Linked DNA regions of Homo sapiens: all the other regions are linked to region 1. A link is a loop called in an ENCODE intact Hi-C map of the cell type or tissue named here. Cell type or tissue: dorsolateral prefrontal cortex. All regions are shown on one strand. Links, peaks and the distances in the headings refer to the core of each region. The heading gives the core; the rest is flanking DNA.

Evidence for each region. Peaks named below come from ENCODE experiments on the same cell type or tissue, not always from the same donor. Only the 100,000 strongest peaks of a DNase experiment are listed, where the experiment ranks them.
Region 2: a loop joins it to region 1, with 5 times the contacts of the local background. A loop is called at or near these places in 21 of 110 quality-filtered maps.
Region 3: it touches region 1 in a loop (25-fold over the local background); 15 of 110 quality-filtered maps call a loop at or near these places.

The regions. Positions count from the first base shown.
Region 1 is chr2:33,580,574-33,586,025 of GRCh38, forward strand. FAM98A (family with sequence similarity 98 member A) reads right to left here. Exons shown (of 8, transcript NM_015475.5): 7 at 4,957-5,124; 8 at 3,087-4,871. The coding sequence ends at 4,203. Among named protein-coding and RNA genes, the nearest start is that of RASGRP3-AS1, 14 kb to the left of the region's middle. RefSeq lists an enhancer at 2,876-3,695. In dorsolateral prefrontal cortex, for the core only: a CTCF peak has its summit at 2,863 (motif pointing left); a DNase peak (open chromatin) is centred at 2,878; H3K27ac peaks cover 2,009 bases.
Region 2 is chr2:32,552,933-32,555,432 of GRCh38, forward strand. The region is part of intron 65 of BIRC6 (baculoviral IAP repeat containing 6); the gene reads left to right. Among named protein-coding and RNA genes, the nearest start is that of BIRC6-AS2, 21 kb to the right of the region's middle. In dorsolateral prefrontal cortex, for the core only: CTCF peaks have their summits at 1,097 (motif pointing right) and 1,300; no DNase peak of the experiment used is centred there; H3K27ac peaks cover 1,003 bases.
Region 3 is chr2:33,440,125-33,442,624 of GRCh38, forward strand. It overlaps a transcript of RASGRP3 not described here. Among named protein-coding and RNA genes, the nearest start is that of MIR4430, 23 kb to the left of the region's middle. In dorsolateral prefrontal cortex, for the core only: CTCF peaks have their summits at 1,314 (motif pointing left) and 1,525; a DNase peak (open chromatin) is centred at 1,317; H3K4me3 peaks cover 418 bases; H3K27ac peaks cover 1,653 bases.

The DNA.
Region 1 (5,452 bases), core at 1,741-4,240:
GGTTCAAGCCATTCTCCTGCCCCAGCCTCCCAAGTAGCTGGGATTACAGGCGTCCGCCACCAAACACAGCTAAGTTTTGCATTTTTAGTAGAGACGGGGTTTCACCATGTTGGCCAGGCTGGTCTTGAACTCCCGACCTCAGATGATCCGCCCACCTTGGCCTCCCAAAGTGCTGGGACTACAGGCTGAGTCACCGTGCCTGGCCAGGCCTTTTTTCTTCTTGAAAAAATTATAACTCAATTTAACAAATACCAATCATTTTAAGAGGTTTTTTTCTCCCCGACCCAAATTCCTAGGAAACATTTTTTTTTTCTTCCCTATCTATTTCTGCCCCCGGCCTCTTTATTACATTTAGTGGGCAGGGAATGATTTACTGTGGAAGTTCTCATACCAACAGTTATGTTTACTCCAACTTATAACCGCACATCTGCAGGTGACTAAAATTGTGCAAGCGGAAAGTGAGTTCAAACACTGACATGCATACCTGTTTGAATCAGTGATTTGAACCCTAGGAATACATTAGTGTATACAAATATGGAAACCACAGGGAAAAAAAAAGCATTTCTAGTTATTACTATGATAATGAAGAATGAGAAAAACAAGAAAAACAGGAAAATAAGAAGTCATAAAATGCTAAGTATTCTGTGATGAATGTACTTTTTCATTCAGGTAAACTCATTTTTTTATTTAGGTAAAATACAAATAAATACCTAAATTTTATTTAGGTAACCCTCTCTGTTAAAAAACAAATGGATCAAATGCTATCCAAATTACCTAAAGTGGGAGGCGGGGGTATGATTAAATAATATAAACATATTTAAAAACTATTTTCAAAAGGATGTAATATAGGTAGACAAAGTATCCAGAAAGATACAATGGGCACAACCTAAAAATATTTAAGTCTAAGGATGGAGGTAATCTGGGCACTGGGAAATCAATTAAGTATATATAGAAATGATTCAAATGCCTTCCCTCAGCAAGAATTTGCCTATTCTATGTCTACCACAGTTGGACACTAGATTAGTTTGGATCTACAGCAAGAAATAAAAATGATAGTGGTATATCTTTAATAGTTTTCATAGAGAATACTGACATCCTATTCTAGTTCCTAGTAGTAGGAGGAAACAGAACATTAACTAAAGGTACTGTCTGTCTCACTGTATCCGTTTTAAGAGATAACAGTTTAAGATATCATGTTAAAAATTCTCTCCTAATATTTTTCGCTTGTTTCTCCAAGAAATTCTCATATGCCCTATATTCCAGTAAATCATTATTTACAAGTTAAGGTTAAGAATGCATATAAGATCAAAAGATACTCTCTATACAAAACCTAAGAACTTTAATATAACAATAAAACTAACTGGTGGTTTGAAATATCCTGTTTCTAGAGAACTTGATCTATGTTCAAGAGAAAAAACTCAATTCTTTTATGGTTTCAGAATGGGGAGAGGCGGGGGAGGAACAGCAAACGCTGGTAAGGTTCCAGAGAAAAGGGAACACTTATACACTGTTGGTGGGAGTGCAAATTAGTTCAACCATTGTGGAAATCAGTATGGCGATTCTTCAAAGAGCTAAAAGCAGAACTACCATTCGGCCCAGCAATCCCATTACTGGGTATACATCCAGAGGAATATAAATCACTCTACCATAAAGACACATGCACGCATATATTCACTGCAGCACTATTCACAATAGGAAAGACACGGAATCAACCTAAATGCCCATCAATGACCAACTGGATAAAGAAAATGTGGTACATGTACACACCATAAAATACCATATAGCCATAAAAAAGAATGAGATCCTGTCTTTTGCAGGAACAAGGCTGGAACTGGAGGCCATTATCCTTAGCAAACTGACACAGGAACAGAAAACCAAATACCACATATTCTCACTTATAAGTGGGAGCTAAATGATGAAGACGCATGAACACAAAAGAGGGAAACAACAGATAGGGGTCTACTTGAGGGTGGAGGGTGGGAGGAACTAGAGGAACAGAAAAGATAACCTTCGGGTGTTGGGCTTAATACCTGGATGATGAAATAGTCTGTACAACAAACCGCTGTGACACAAGTTTACCTGTATAACAAACCTTCACATGTACCCCTGAACATAGAAGTTTTTTAAAAAATAATAATGTTGGGGGAAAATCTAGTTTGAAGCAGGAGCTGCAGATTTCAGAACTATCAGGGCGAAATGTATCATTTGTGTTCTTACATCCTTATATTCGAAAAAGCAATCTATTAACCGTAAAGATAAATCAAAATATTTTTCAAAAGAATGAAACCTGTATTCATTAGCTATATTGTGGAGTCTGAGGCTACAAAACAGATCAAAGCAAATACTAAATATAAATACATCCTAAGATATGATACATTTAAAATATGAAACCTTGACAATTTTAATAGGAAATCCTATATAAACATAATTACTTAACAGTTTAAAGAAACCAACACAACATTCAAGACAACTTAAAACCTTAACTTACTTTAATGATAAAACACTTGAAATTGTCTTCAAATTTGAACATTTTAAAATAATTGTAAATGTTAGCTGAAAAATAAACAGGTAAAGTTAAAAGGATCAATGTGGGTTTTCAAAGATGGTTTTAGTATTAGAAGAATGTGCTTATCTCAGTAGCAAGTAGATTATTTTAAATGGCATGACATGAGTTGATTCTTTAAAAAAGCCCAATTTAGTAGAAAGGAAATACAATTTCTCTTTTGATAAACATATTTATATTTTCAGTTACTTCCTTTTTTAAAAAAAGTCCCCCAATCTTAGGAAGAATGGAGAAGCAAATAACAAAAAAACCCTAAAAACATTTTTGCCTAGTATGTGTAGCAACAGCTACACCCAGTGGCCAGAGATGAGTGGTGACGGTTTCTAGCTATATTATTATAAAAGGAAAACCTGGAAAGAGCCATTTTTCCATTTATTTAAGGTTTTAGGATAAAAGTCACCTTTCACTAAAATTAGGTTTTAAGGAAATACTCAAGAATCTTTGGGAACAAAAGCCTTAGCTCATCAGCTTGACGCAAGAGTCCAGAATAATTCAGTAGCTAAAATAAAACTCAAACCAAAGAGAGAACTTAACAGATACTTTATTGCTCACCTTTCACACAAAGCACACCTCCAGCCATTTTCTTTCACAGCTTGACAATGTTTACATGTACAAAAACCCAGCAAGAAGCATCATGTCATGTAGATTTCAGTAAGGGAGAATGTAAAACATCAACTCAGCCAGGCTTTTGTTTTCTGCAGCAATAATAAAGGGCCTCCTGCACTTAGCAAAAATCTGTCTTAACTTTGTAGTGCATTTCTTCCATTACAAAAAAAGTTACCTGCTTAAAGCAAACTAACTTGTATTTGCTGAGCCAGTGGTATTAACTCATGCATAAAACAAATTTCGGTTTGCTATTTCTTCTAGCAAATTTCAAGTAAAAATAAGGTTGAAGGAGGAATTTGTTTTGGATGGATGCAGGTCAGTTTGAATTGCTATACTTAACTAAATGCCTACATGTACTATAGCTTCACAACTTAGTTTGCTTTTATAATCTTTATGGATTTTGGCCGTGTTCAAGGTTTTCAGAGTTGAGCATATGATACAGTATTCCATCAACAAAATAAGGCTACTGAATGTGCTATCTGCAAAAGAGCTCATTTAATAGGAACTGACCTAAAAGTTCCATCATGAAGCACACGTGGCATAAAAGTCAACCGGGGGGCAGAACTGTGCTTGGAAAATAGGCATTGGAATACTTTAAGCAAAACACATATAAATGGTTATTCATATGAGGAAGGTTTCCTAGTAGTAAATCTAAAAAAGTCTAGGTGAATCCTCATTTTCAAAACTGCATATTGAAAACATGAAAACTACTTATTCAAGTAATTTCTTCAAAAAAGTTTGCATGTTCTGACTGTGGAATTAGTCTACTGGGCAATTAAAGGCAATTTTAACCACCTTTTAAAAAATTTTTCATAGAAAGGAGAGATGTTATGTGTTTCTCAAATAAACGGCATTATGTAAGTCCAATAAAAAAATCTAACAGAATTGAATGAAGACCTACAAATGCTTATGCCAAGCAGGAATCTGCCTGCCACCTGTGGTCTCACATTAATTCAAAATAGGTGCTGAATTCAGGATTCTGAAACTAAGTTTCTATTACTTGAGCTCTAGCAAAATGTAAGGTTCGGTAGCCTCAACTAGTGTAATGTCTTCCCTGTCCAAATCCAGAATGATTATACTGATAACCTCCATGCTGGAAATGCTGTTCAAATTGACCCCCTTGGTGATAATTCTGGCTCCCTCTTCCTCCCCAGCCTCCTCCCTGGCCTGCACGACCACCTCGGCCTCCACGACCACCTCGCCCACCACGACCACCACCACGATCACCATGGTGCCCGCCATCTTGGTATCTATTGTCCTGCTGGTAGCCACCACCCTGGTATCCACTTCCTGTATATGAAGAAGATGTTTGGAAGCCACCATAACCTCCGCCTTGATAGCCACCACTGCTGTGGCCACCATGATAGCCACCTGGCTGGAAACCTGAATCTCGATAACCACCATCTTGGTAGCCACCTCCTCCACCACTCCCTCCATCTGTCCAGCCTCCTTGATGCTTATTTCCTCTTCCTCCCCCTCGGCCACCATGGTCATAGCCACCACGTCCACCTCTCCCGCCTCCTTGTTCATGACCTCCTCGTCCTCCGTATGAGGAATGTTCATAGCCACCTCTCCCTCCTCCTCGGCCTCCTGTTTGCTGCTGGGGGCCATCTTGCCTCTTCTGCCACGGTGGCATCTCTGGGGGTGGAGGTTCGATTTCATTGGGTCTACCACCTCTGTCAGGCACCCTGCCCATCAACACCTACAGAATAGGAAAGATATTTTAAACTTTTATTTTATGAACAGAAATAAATGCATTTGGAAAAAATTAAAGGTACTCTAATCACCTTATTGATGGCACAGGCAGTCTTTTCTCTTATAGAGCCGCTGCTTGTCCTTAAAATCTTTGACAAGTCCTGCCTTGCAGCCAAAAGATGGGCAACAGAAATAGTAGTTTTAGGGGATAAGACTGAACGTTTCGGCTGGTAAACCTTGGCTAATTTTTCTGTCTGGCTCTGTTGAAAGAAAAGTGTTCAAAGAGAAATGTCAATTTTCAAAATGACATAAGAAACACATATTAAATAAGTTAAAGGTCTCCAAAATATCTGATAATGATATTTACTAGGCTCTAGATGGTAGGAAAAGTTATATACTCACTACTGCTCCTACATAGTCAAGAACTACCTTAAAAGTACAGCTGCCAGACTTGTTGACACAACAAGGAGTGACAGGGACTGTGGGGGCAGGGGTGGAGTGAGAGGGTGCCCCTTTAGGGTTATGAGGCCAACGTGATAAAAAGGTTCCCCCATCATTGGTCTCAGATCAAACATACTCATTTTCTCT
Region 2 (2,500 bases), core at 1-2,500, 1.0 Mb before region 1:
CCTGAAAACAATCCATATTTAATATCATTTAGGAGGCATGCTACCGTTTAACCTACTGACTATAAGTTACATCATTTTATCTCTACTAAAAAAAAAAAACAAACAAAAAACAAAATTAGCCAGATGTGGTGGCACATGCCTGTAATCCCAGCTACTTGGGAGGCTGAGGCAGGAGAATCGCTTGAACCCAGGAGGGGGAGGTTGCGGTGAGCCGAGATGGCACCACTGCACTCCAGCCTGGGTGACAAGAGTGAAACTCTGTCTCAAAAAAAAAAAAAAAAAAAAAAAAAAAAAAAAAAAAAGATAAATTCCTGATATTTCATCTTTTTGAATTTACTGTTTCTAGCAAAAGATTTTTGTGACTAACAGTAGTTTTCCTACTCTTTTGACCTCTTTTTGTAGATCTTAAAATGGGTGGAGAGGAAAATTTAGATACGTAAATGAATGGAGACTTATTTTTTTATTTTATTTTTGAGACAGAGTCTCATTCTGTCGCCCAGGCTGGAGTGCAGTGATATGATCTTGGCTCACAGCAACCTCCGCCTCTCGGGTTCAAGCAGTTCTCATGCCTCAGCCACCCGAGTAGCTGGGACTGCAGGCACCCGCCACCCACCCTGCTAATTTTTTTTGTATTTTGAGTAAAGACAGGGTTTCACCACGTTGGCCAGGCCGGTCTCGAACTCCTGACCTCAAGTGATCCGCTCACCTCGGCCTCCCAAAGTGGTGGGATTACAGACAGGCATGAGCCACAACCCAGCCTGTAAATGAATGGAGACTTTAAAAAAAAGCGTTTGGTGGCATTACAGCAGAAACATAAATCTTCATATTTAGGCTAAATTAATCAGATTTATCAAAGGTTAACATTATGGTTCCAGTTACTCAAAATAGTAAGTTTGATGCTTTAATAATTTGTTTCTTATTGCTTACTAAAATAAAGACATCTGTTAGTGTTCTAGATAGGAAAATATATTATTTGTTCATTTTAATTTCTTTCTCAACATTTTCACTTCCACTTTTCATAAGAAATGGTATTCTGAAAGTTGCGTTTTGTAGGCCACAATCATTTTTTCTCTAGCCCTTGTATAGTATGGAGTTACCCCTCTGGCCACTAGATGGAGATCCTGTTTCATTTTAAGAAGTATTTGGTAATATTCACATGTTAATGTTAACAGGCAGAATGTTACTTTAGAGACCCTCACCTATTTTAGAAAATAGTATGTTCCTTTTTTGAGAAGAGAGCATATTAAGTCTCAGCACACATTAAATTATTTGCCATTAACTTAGTGGGGTATGCTACAAATTCTTATTGAAATAAATCTTTACCTTTTTAATAGTGGTCTTATTATATGGGGATGAATATTCTTTCAGATTATCAAGGGAAATTGCTGTTATCTGGGTTAATCTGACAATTCACAGATTAGAAAAGAACAAATGAAATCTAGAGAAATGTATTCAGTTGCTCAAGTTTAACTGGTTAGTAACGTGGTGATTATTAAACTCACTTATTTTCAAGTTGAAAAGCAAGATATAAATGGATTTTGTCATTATGAAAAATAAAAATGAGTAAGTGATGTGTTAGAGTAAGGTAGACATGAGAGAGCAGGCACAGGACTTCATTGGGAAAATTATAAAGTATCTACTGAATTGGCTGGTTATCTTAGTTAAATGATGTTATATACTAGGATTAAAATTTTTAATTTCCCTAATATTGGTTTGACAGTTTTATAACAAACTATAATGTGTCAAAACCCATTACTGCATTTTGATATACCATCTGATTTTTCTCACAGTGTATTTTGTATGTTTAAAGCTCTTTTTTTTTTACTTTATGTTACCTTTGGATATGTTTCTTTAAGAGTAGGTATTTAATTTCATAAGTATACTGTTTGAGAATAAGGTTAATTCTGTTGTCACGACAAATATCTTAATTTAAATATGACCATATTTATTAAATTTGAATTACTTAGTAGTTACATCAAAGTAAATGTGCAGTTGGAAACCTAGCCATCTTGCTAGGTCTCAGGGCTCTCCAAATTAAAAAGGACATAGAAATTGTATTAGTGCTCTTACAGGAAAAGATAAGGTTTGATACCAATAGAAAATACATAATTTTTATTATTTATAAAAATACTTTATTTTGTTGATATACACTGCCTGAGAAACAAATAATGAAAAATTGTCGAGCTGTCGTAACATGATACTTAACTGTATATCCTTATTTATAGTTTTCATGGTAATAGTTCATATGAAACTGTCAAATTATGCCATTTCTTTGTACTGTTTTAATAAAGAGTCTGGGAGCTGTGGTGGTGGTTCATGCCTGTAATCCCTTTGGGAGGCCAAGATGAGAGGATTGCTTATGCCCACGAGTTTGAGATCAGCCTTGGCAACACAGTGAGACTTCATCTCTATTAAAAACTAAAATAGGCCGGGTGAAGTGGCTCAAGCCTATAATCCCAGCACTTTGGGAGGCCGACCCGGGCAGATCATGAGGTCGGGA
Region 3 (2,500 bases), core at 1-2,500, 140 kb before region 1:
AAACACAGGAAATTTGAGGGAATGATGGAATAGTCAGATAGAAATAGTAAGCGAACAGCTGAGAATGGAAAACAGCTTAGGAGGGAGGTGAGAACTGGAAATAAAAACGACAACATTTATTAAGCACTTACTCGATGTCAAGCCTTTTATCTCCATTATCTCCTTCTGCCTCTGCAACCATCTATCGGCAGGTTCCATTGCCAGCCACATTTTGTAGTTGAGAAAAGTGAGGTCAGAGAGATTAAGTAACATGTCCATGATCACATCATTAATGAGAGGCAGATGGAAAATGGAACCACCATGTGTAGGGGCCAAAGCCCTCACAACTGAGACTCATATACAGAATGTTGAGCCTCTGGCTCTAGATTCACTTTCTCCATCTGCAAAGAGCTAAGGGCGCCAGTTGCTCATGCTAGAACCCAGTTTTTAGCCAGGTTCCAGGTCTTCTATTGTTCGTAACTTTGATGGCCCTCGTAGAATTCTCCATCTTTTGGTTACTCTCTCTGAGAAAATGGAAATCATTTATACCCAGAGGTTTTCCTTATTTATTAACCTCCAGAATCGTTTTTCCCCTTAGTGGCTCATTTTAAATTTTCCCTTGGTCATCTGGTGAAATAAAGATTATGATGAAGAATCTATAATCTCATATAGTTACTTTTTTTGTATGACATGTGTGGCTAAAACATACTTATTTTACAAAAATCCCGAATACAATACAATTTTATTAAATTTCATCTTGAGGTTGGACATTAGATCTCCAAACTTGTTTTTTTTTCTTTCTTCTTCAAGACAAGGTCCCCCTCTATCACCCAGGCTGGAATGCAGTGGCACAAGCTCGGCTTGCTGCAGCCTCCACCTCCAGGGCTCAAGTGATCCTTGTGCCTCGGCCTCCCAAATAGCTAGGACTGCAGGAACACGCCACTGCACCCACTAATTTTTGTATTTTTTAGTAGAAACAGGGTTTCACCATGTTGCCAAGTTGGTCTTGAACTCCTGACCTCAAATGATCCTCCTGCCTCGGCCTCCTGAAGTGCTGCGATTACAGGCGTGAGCCACGGCACCCAGCCTCCAAACTTGTTCTTTAGTGTCTGCTATTTTGTATCCTTTGACCTATATGTCCCCATTTCCCTTTCCCCCCTCCTCCCACCCTTAGTGGCCACTGTTTCATTCTGTATCTCTGTGTTTTAGGGTTTAAAAAATATTCCACATATAAATTAGATCGTGCAATTTTTAGAAAAAGGTTATGCTGAAGAGAAAAGACCAAGGGTGTCAACCTCCTCTCCTTGTCCCTGGCTGCTCTCTAGTGGCAATACCAGAAAACAACGCTCAGCCCAGAGACAGCAGAGCCAGGCACTAGAAGCAAGCTCTTTAGGAATCTCTAAATAGCAAATTCAAGAAGGCTAGTTGTGCTAGGAAATTCTGGAAGAAGACTCCATGGAATTACATACACCCTTACAGCTTGTTGGCCTGAAAGGCATTTTGAATAGAACAGTTTTAGATTTATCTTAAACTTTCTAATCATTAAAAATACTTCACCTGTTTACCATTTTAGGCAGGCACATATGTTTGGCTACTAAACTTTCAATGCACATACGTGCCTTTTTATTAAGATTTCCTAGATCTTTGATTCTAAATATTTACTTCAAAATACACAATATATTTTTTAGTAAAAAGCAAAAAGTCTATCTTTTAGGGATCTATTCTTAAAAACATCATAAATTGAGACAATAATGCGTGTGTAAAAGACTATTCATAACAGATACATTTTGTAACTAACCTAAATATACAGGGAATTGTTAAATAACATTCCACAATATGAAATTTTATACAGACATTAAATTACATTATAATATTTAATGACATTGGAAACTATTCATAGTAAATGTTAAGTGAACATTTACACTTACATTCAGTGAATGTAAGAAGTCTACAAAATTATGTATATAGTGTGACCCCATTTGCTTAAAAAATATATATGTACATATGAAAAAAGAAGTAAGAGCTAAAAAGTCATACACCAACTGTTAACAATAGAAATTTCTTAGCCTGGCCAATATGGTGAAACTCCATCTCTACTAAAAATACAAAACTTAGCCAGGCGTGATGGCATGCGCCTGTAGTCCCAGCTACTCAGGAGGCTAAGCCAGGAGAATTGCTTGAACCCAAGAGGCGGAGGTTGCAGTGAGCCAAGATCGCGCCGCTGCACTCCAGCCTGGGTGACAGAGCGAGACTACGTCTCGAAAAAAAATTTCTGGTTGGTGGGATAATGGTGATTTTGATTTTCTACTTTGTCTCCAGGATAAATAAGCATGTACTACTTTTATAATCAGGAACAAAACCCAGTATGTTTTCAAAATGTACAGAGCTAAGTCTCTGTTCTGATTTCTTGCTGTCATGGCTGACAATATGTTCATGCTAATTCATTGCCATTGACGGCCTCTCCTCCAAGTAAAGGGCTATATCCTGTTTGTGACAGCATAATCCATTGTAATGGAAAAGA